Regions from separate parts of the Homo sapiens genome. Here region 1 is linked to region 2. Evidence: read pairs that join two places in POLR2A ChIA-PET (ENCODE). Cell type or tissue: CD4-positive, alpha-beta T cell. All regions are shown on one strand. Each heading gives the region's core, and the rest is flanking DNA. Links, peaks and the distances in the headings are about the cores only.

What was found. ChIA-PET counts read pairs that join two places held together with the same protein. Peaks named below come from ENCODE experiments on the same cell type or tissue, not always from the same donor. Only the 100,000 strongest peaks of a DNase experiment are listed, where the experiment ranks them.
Region 1: POLR2A ChIA-PET joins it to region 2 with 6 read pairs; 4 of 35 experiments call an interaction of 5 or more read pairs at or near these places.

What each region holds. Positions count from the first base shown.
Region 1 is chr17:64,224,684-64,229,075 of GRCh38, reverse strand. All of the region lies in intron 1 of TEX2 (testis expressed 2), which reads left to right. Among named protein-coding and RNA genes, the nearest start is that of TEX2, 36 kb to the left of the region's middle. In CD4-positive, alpha-beta T cell, for the core only: no CTCF peak of the experiment used is centred there; no DNase peak of the experiment used is centred there.
Region 2 is chr17:64,404,744-64,409,135 of GRCh38, reverse strand. No RefSeq gene overlaps it. Among named protein-coding and RNA genes, the nearest start is that of PECAM1, 16 kb to the right of the region's middle. RefSeq lists enhancers at 4,169-4,248, 4,359-4,392. In CD4-positive, alpha-beta T cell, for the core only: no CTCF peak of the experiment used is centred there; a DNase peak (open chromatin) is centred at 2,125.

The DNA of each region.
Region 1 (4,392 bases), core at 325-4,324, 180 kb after region 2:
AAAGGCAGCGTTGTTTCTAATGGTGAAAACAGGAAACCCTGCAAATTTCTATCAAATAAAAAAATGATTAAGTTAATAGTGGCATACCTTACTGTGTAGAAAAGGTGTGTGTGTGTGTGTGTGTGTGTGTGTGTGTGTGTGTGTGTACCTGTCAGTCCATAGGTATAGGCCATAGGAGGTGGTCCAAGAAATAGTAAGTAAAAAACAAATGCAAAACAATTTGTATAATATGATCTCATTTAAAAGTAAAAACAAAAACAACTTTATTTGTGCGCACTACCTTTTGTATGCACACAAAATGCCTATGAAAGGTCTGGAAAGATACGTTCTAAACCAGGGGTCCCCAATCCCCGGGCCACAGACCAGGAGCGGTCCATGGCCTGCTAGGAACCAGGCTGCACACCAGGAGGTGAGCTGTGGGTGAGTGAGCAAAGCTTCATCTGTATTTACAGCCCCTTTCCATCCCTCGCATGACTGCCTGAGCTCCACCTCCTGTCACATCAGTAGCGGCACAGATTCTCATAGGAGTGTAAACCCTACTGTGAACTGCGCATGCGAGGGATCTAGGTTGCTCCTCCTTATGAGAATCTAATGCTTGATGATCTGTCACTGTCTCCCAGCACCCCCAGATAGGACTGTCTAGTTGCAGGAAAACAAGCTCAGGGCTTCCACTGATTCTACATTATTGTGAGTTGTAGAATTGTGTCATTATATACAATGTAATAACAATAGAAATGAAATGCACAATAAATGCAGTATACTTGAATCATCCCGAAACCATACCCCGCTGCCTCTGGTCCGTGGAAAAATTGTCTTCCATGAAGCTGATTTTGCAGGGAGGAGGAGAAAATTTCACTTTTCCTCTACATCTGTTTTTGAAGTTTTTTTCAATGAGTTTGAAATTATATATTTTTTATTGAAGTGAAGATGTATACATATGGTTCAACTCTCTCATTTCACTTCTAGAAATATTTCCTAAGGAAATAACCAGAGGGCAGTCAAAGGTTTATCTATAGCTAGTCAAAGGTTTATCTATAGCATCATGTGCAGCATTGCAGTCTTGTTTGTAATAAGAAATTCAAGTGGTATTCTTGAATTACATTATGGAATATTCATCCTATACAGCGATTAAAAATCATGCATGAAATAATCTTTGATTTGAGAAAATGCTTATAAGAACAGTAAACAATTAGGGAGGGCTGCTCTGTGCCAGGGATCATGCTCAGTGCTTTGCTTAAGTTGTTTCGTTTAATCTTCTGAACAGTCAGTTGCCATTCCCATTTTACAGATGAAAAGAAGCTTAGGCTTGGTTAGGGTAAATGATTTGCCAGAGGGCCAGACTGCTACCAAGTTGGTGGAACTCAAACTAAAGGCCTTGCTAATGATAGATTACTTCAGTGTGTAATCTTGAGTATAAAAGCAGATTACATACATACATACAGTGTGTCCTCATTTAATAAAAATGAGTCTTTCTGCCTTAGTTTTCTTGTGGGTAAGGCACGGAGGATTGGCTAGGGCAATTTTATATTCTGAAGATAATGATTATAATAATTTTTAAAAGATTGACATGTGTTTACATATAATTTTTTTTCCAGATCACAAAAGTATTTGGAAATACCTGAAATTAGCAAATAACAATTACTGTTAAACCTGTTATATGGAGAAAATGAGAATTAATGCTACCCTCTCCTTTTTTTTGCCCAGTGCAGACATTTGTACATTGGTGTCAGCTTGATGAGTACTTACTTGATGAGTACCATCTGTTTAGGACATACCTGTCCTGAGTTTTCATTACTTATTCTAGGGATTTTTTGCCCCCATATTGATGTCATTTTCTTTTTTTTTTTTTTTGATACGGAGTCTCACTCTGTCACCAGGCTGGAGTGCAGTGGCAGGATCTCAGCTCACTGTAACCTCCGCCTCCAGGGTTCAAGTAATTCTCCTGCCTCACCCTCCCGAGTAGCTGGGACTACAGGCGCGCACCGCCACGCCCAGCTAATTTTTGTATTTTCAGTAGAGGCGGGGTTTCACCATGTTGGCCCAGATGGTCTCGATCTCTTGACCTTGTGATCTGCCTGCCTCGACCTCCCAAAGAGCTGGGATTACAGGCGTGAGCCCCCGTGCCCAGCCTGATGTCATTTTCTGATGTCTATGTGTTGTCTCCTTGAGTTTTCCCTGTGGATGCACCCATTATTTTTTATAAATATTTTATTATTTTTTATACTACTTTTATACTACAGAAAAGTTTTTACTAATTTTCTAGTTTCTAATACCAGTTTTCAGCAAAGTTTTTGCTAATTATGTTCCAGCCTTAGTGCAAGAGAGGGTTTGTCTCATTGTGCCCTTGCCAGCATCATACATGTTTTAATCATTGAGAGAAATTATTTCATCGGTTTGTTTCCAATTCTGTATTATTTTTAGTAAGGTTGAGTTTTTTATTTGTTTCTTGGCCATTTGAACTTTTGGGTGAAGTGCCTGTTCATGTACTTGGGAGATACCTATTGAAGATGCCTTCCTAAATTTGACCATTAAAGAAAGACCTTAAGAAAGACTGTAAGTCCTTCTAAGGGGAAGTTTTACTCTGCCAGGTGGAATGCATTTTTCTTACATTGCATGAAAGTTAAAAACATGATTTCTTAACCACTTGGAATTTATCTGACTTACAAGATTTGCCTTTAAAATTTTAGAAATGATTGGTGAAAAGTACATGGAACCTCTCTGTACTACTTTGGCAACTTCCTGAGAATCTGTCATTATTTCAAAATGAAGCTTGAGAATTTAAGGAATGGTACAACTTCAGCTCTCTCCTCTTACTGCCTGGAACCCTGCTTGATAATCCCAACTGGTAGAACCAATAGGGACGGGAGGGGAGCAGCTCTCATGATATCCCCAAAGCCAAACAGTGGTTAGGAATGCTGCTTTTGTTTTTAATTTGGACATAGTTTCAAACTTTAAAATGGATGCAAAAGTAAAAATGGAATCTTAAACCCTTTCCCAAAGGTACATTGTTGTTAACATGTTACCCCATGAGCATCAGCTTTTGAAAATGTGTTGTTTTGGCTAGGCATGGTGGCTTCCGCCTGTAATCCCAGCACTTTGGGAAGCCAAGGCAGGCAGATCACCTGAGGCCAGGAGTTCAAGACCAGCCTGGCCAACATGGCGAATTTCTGTTTCTACTAAAAATACAAAAATTAGCTGGTTGTGGTGGCATACACCTGTAATCCCAGCTACTTGGGAGGCTGAGGCAAGAGAATGGCTTGAACCCGGGAGGTAGAGGTTGGAGTGAGCTGAAATCTTGCCACTGCACTCCAGCCTGGGTGACAGATCGAGACTCTGTCTCAAAAAAACAAAAAACAAACAAAAAAAAAGAAAAGAAAAGAAAAATGTGTTGTTTTGTGACCACAGCCACAACACACTATTCTCATATCTTGGGCTTTCGGCACCATACTCTCTTGGCTTCCAGGCATTCATTCCTCTGAAGAAAAATGCTTACTCCTGGTTTTCAGATTTCTCAAGAGCCTACGGTTTAGGAATGATTGGTGAAAAGTACATGGAAAGGTTTTCTTTTTAAGATTTAAATATAAATTCAAGCACATTTAGAGGTTTGGAACAATTGATTGCCTGCTCCTGAACTCAAATATTAATATTCTTTCCTCACCCCTAGCACCACCCCTCAGCTTCAGGTAGCAGTTAACGTCCCTCTTGTGTAGCTGCCTTGTTCCCATCTCAATGCCCTTCCATGTGCTGTTGCTTCATATCCACAATATTCTTTTTTTGTTGTTTTTAAATAGAGATAGTGTCTCGCTGTATTGTCCAGGCTGGTCTCGAACCCCTGGACTCAAGCATTCCTCCCGCCTCGGCTTCTCAGAGTGTTGGAATTACAGGCTTGAGCCACTGTGCCCAGCCTGCAATATTCTCTTCTCTGCATATCCTCCTTCTAAGACACATAGATGACTTTTCTGCTTTAAAAAAAAAAAAGTTATTCCCAGACTTCTTTACTTGATAAGTACCATCTGTTTAGGACACACCTGTCCTGAGTTATCATTACTTATTCTAGGGTTTCTGTGACCCCATATTGATGTCATTTTCTGATGTCTATGTGTTGTCTCCTTGAGTTTTCCCCTGTAGATGCCCCCATTATTATTTTTTATAAACCTCCACAGGCCTTGTATGGTTGTGCTGAACGCATGACCTGGTTTTCAATGAGTTACTGTGAATTGAATTTGATTTTGTTATTTGAGCCATCTAGCAATCTATAAAGCAAAATTCTAATTGTATTGATGCTTTCGAACCCCCCTTTCCTCTGGGATGTGGCACTCTTCCCAGAGTGGGCTTTCTTCATGGCAGGTAAAAGGTCTATGCGGTGGTGGAAGGGAGTGGGCCTGCTAGTTT
Region 2 (4,392 bases), core at 224-4,223:
GTAGCTGGGATTACAGGCGTGCACCACTATGCTCAGCTAATTTTTTGTATTTTTAGTAGAGATGGGGTTTCATCATGTTAGCCAGGCTAGTCTCAAACTCCTGACCTCAGGCGATCCACCTGCCTTGGCCTCTCAAAGTGCTGGGATTACAGGTGTGAGCCACCGCACCGGGCCCTGAAATGTTTTTCTTCCAGAGGCCCTGTGTGAGGAATTAGGGCTCAGGGCTGAAGGCAGGCAGCCAGCATCACCACTTCAGCTGTGGGATCGTGGACAAGAGTACTAACCTCTCTGAGAGTCTTGTTTCTCTCTTGTAAAAAGAGGGTAATAACAGTAACTGACTCATAGGATTAAAGGAAACGTGAGAAATATGTAAGCACTCAATAAATATTAGTTATTATTATTTAAATAAAAGCTCCATAGCGGAGTCTTATAATTTTTAGGAGTAAAATCATAACTCTCATGCAAATATAATATGAACATGTGTCAAATATTTTATTTAACTTATCAATTAATGAGTGAACCAGTGAAATGCTATAACTTACTCAAAGGAGAATCAAAGAGGATATGTATATATGATTAGATTGATTGACCAATTGATCATTAGATATGCAGATATCTACCATCAGGGATGCTAAAATGAGTTGGCTTAAAAGATGTAAAACTGGTTGGGTGCGGTGGCTCACGGCTATAATCCCAGCACTTTGGGAGGCTGAGGCGGGTGGATCACCTGAGGTCGGGAGTTTGAGACCAGCCTGACCAACATGAAGAAACCCCGTCTCTACCAAAACATACAAAATTAGCTGGGCGTGGTGGTGCATGCCTGTACTCCCAGCTACTCGGGAGGCTGAGGCATGAGAATCACTTGAACCCAGGAGGCGGAGGTTGCAGTGAGCCGAGATTGTGCCATTGCACTCCAGCCTGGACAAGAGCGAAACTCCGCCTCAAAACAAAAGATGCAAAATTGCTCAATATCATTAGGGGAATTATCAACTGCATCATCCCCACTGGTCACAACTTGCATTTCTCTGGACAACCTGGAAAATTATAAGATATCTCAAAGACAATGAAAGGCACAGAAACCTCAAAGAGTCAGATAAGCTGGAAGAATGTGCTAGATTGCCTCTACTTTTTGTTGAAGACACCCAGGAATGTTTTAGGCCTATTTCAAACCCTTTCACAATTTTTCCTGATGCTTGTTCATTTGATATGAGGTCAAAGGACAATACTTAACGTGACCCATATCCCTATAGAGTTTTATGATATTGAGGCCCGCAGTGGCCTTATGAGGAGCAATCTACAGGCTGGTGAGCTGAGGCTTGGTAGACTTGGCTCACATGAGTTCAGAAGTCCACAAACCTCCCCCAGGGCAGCTCATCCTCCCTTTCTTTTTTCTTTTCTTTTCTTTTTTTTTTTTTGAGATGGAGTCTCGCTCTGTCACCCAGGCTGGAGTGCAGTGGTGTGATCTTGGCTCACTGCAACCTCTGCCTCCTGGGTTCAAGTGATTCTCCTGCCTCAGCCTCCCTAGTAGCTGGGATTACAGGTGCCTGCCACCATGCCTGGCTAATTTTTGTAATTTTAGTAGAGATGGTGTTTCATCATGTTGGACCAAGCTGGTCTCGAACTCCTGACCTCAGGTGATCCTCCCGCCTCGTCCTCCCAAAGTGCTGGGATTACAGGCGTGAGCCACCGCACCCCGCCAGCTCCTGCTCCCTTTCATGGTGGGTGGTGCAAAGCAGGATTGCTCTTGGCCCCTCAAGGCCAAACTAATGAAACTGTGCTACGTGCAACTGATGCAGGGCAGGTGAACTCCAGAATTGGGGCTTAGCCTGGCAGGGTTCTTGGCTTTGCCCAGGAAAGAATTCAAGGGCAAGCTAGGGGAGCCGGTGGTGTTAGACAGCAACTTTTATTGAAGCGGCAGTGCACAGCAGCAGCAGACAGACTGCTCCTTGTGGAGCAGGGCTACCCTATAGGCAGTGTGCCCAGAGCACCAGCTCAGGGCAGTTCTGCATCATATGTGTGCCCATCTAGTTATATGCAAATTAAGGGCCAGACTATACAGAAATTTCTAGAAAAAGGGTGGTAACTTCTGGGTTGTCAGGTCATTGCCATGGAAAGGGGTGGTAACTTCCGGTGTTGTCATGGTAACGGTAAACTGACACGGCACACTGGTGGGCGTGTCTTATGGAAAGCTGCTTTCTCTCAGTCCCTGTTTAGCTAGTCTTCAATTTGGTCCAGTGTCCAAGCCCTACCTTTGGAGTTGAGTTCCGCCGCCTACCTCAGAACATTTGTAGAGCCATTTAAAAAGGAAAACTCTCTAATGTGACCCTTTGTAGATCCACTTTATGTCTGATAAGGAAAGGTTGGAATTCTTTCTGCTGTGTAGGCACAGGTTCAGGGCCACACAGCCCTTCCCTTCTTTGAACACCGGATTAGTGCATCAGGGAGCCCCGGCGTGGTGGATTCAGGCTCAAACACTGGAAACAGTCCAGCAAAACCTTGACCTATAGAGAGTGAAGGGCACAGGGCCAGGGGAGGGGAGCTCTTTGCGGACACAGAGTGACTTCTTTCTCTAACCTGCCTTTTGGGTTTCCTTGGCTTTTCCTTCCTCCTCCTCTCGGATGAACTTGTGAGAATGAAGGTGCATGTCTGTGGCCCATGCTGGGTCCTCCAGGCATGGTGGGCTCTGGGAGGGCCATGGCTGAGGAGCCCAAGGAAGCCAGGCCCGTTGCTTTCTCACCTGAGGATTCGTCTCAGAACCATGACACAGTCAAATGAGAACAGAAACCCCACTCTAAGGCCGGGGGCAGTGGCTCAGGCCTGTAATCCCAGCACTTTTTTGGGAGGCCAAGGTGGGTGGATCACTTGAGGTCAGGAGTTCGAGACCAGCCTGGCCAACATGGCAAAACCCCATCTCTACTAAAAATACAAAAAATTAGCTGGGCATGGTGGTGTATGCCTGTAATCCCAGCTACTCGGGAGGCTGAGGCACGAGAATCGCCTAAACCCAGGAGGTGGAGGTTGCAGTGAGCCAAGATTGTGCCACTGCACTCCAACCTGGGTGACAGATCCAGACCCTATCTCAAAAAAAAAAAAAAAAAGAAAAAAGAAAAGAAAGAAATCCCACTTCAAATCTCTACTAGAGGTTGCTTGAAGGTTGCTGGAAGGGAGATGTGAGAGCAGACTTACACCACTCTGCACAGAGAAAAACCCATGAAAAACTTGTGTCTCCCTCAGAGTCATGGTAGTGGCCCCAGCGTCCCTGACACCCCTCCCAAAGTCAACCAGTCAGTCTCTCCCTGTTTCCCTCACCCCCAGATCAGCTCCTTTCTGCCTCATCCTGGGCCTTCATCCTTCTGTTGTCCCCAGACGACCCCACCGCCCCTGGGGATAGACTAGGCTGCATTTTGCTTTTCTTTCTGTTTTTGGGGTCCCTGTCATTCTAAAGTTTGTCCAGCCAATCTGCTTAGGTTTCCACAGTGGGAACACAGACACCTTTTTTTTTTTGAGACGGAGTCTCCCTCCGTCACCCAGGCTGGAGTGCAGTGGTGCAATCTTGGCTCACTGCAACCTCCGCCTCCTGGGTTCAAGTGATTCAGCCTCTTGAATAGCTGCGACTACAGGCTTGTGCCACCACGCACGGCTAATTTTTGTATTTTTAGTAGACATGGGGTTTCACCATGTTGGTCAGGCTGGTCTCGAACTCCTGATCTCAAGTGATCCGGCCACCTCAGCCTCCCAAAGTGTTGGGATTACAGGTGTGAGCCACCGTGCCCGGCCAGATGCTGTTTTTTTATGTTGTCTGGGCAGTCATTTGTGCGCTCCATGAACAGTTGCATGGTCCTTTTTAGCATCAGACTAGAGCTATGATTCCCAGCCCACAGTGACAGAGGCCACCTAGCCACCTTTGCAATGGCAACCACATTGACGATGACAGTCTTCCTTCCTTTTCCTTTGTCTTCAGCTGTGGCAATCAGCGGGACACTGCTCTGACCCCTGGCATTGGTTTTGACAAATACTTGGCTCCTTGTTAGCTTTATTAATAAGATGAAGAGATATTTGACAGCTACATTCTCCCCCTAAAAGAAGAAGGAGTGGCCCACATGGCTTCTGGAGTTCTTGGGAACTGACACAAAACTTGCCTCTTGGTGGAGGCTGGGTTTGCCTCAGGTGGGCCCAGAGGAGACTCCGCAGCTTTAGGAATCACCTCCCTCTCTCTCAGCTGGCTTTTTCTTTTTTCTTTTTTTGACAGAGTCTCGCTCTGTGGCCCAGGCTGGAGTGTGGTGGTGCAATCTCGGCTCGCTGCAACTTCCGCCTCCCAGGTTTACTCGATTCTCTTGCCTCAGCCCTCTGAGTAGCTGAAACTACAGGCGCATGCCACCACGCCTGGCTAAT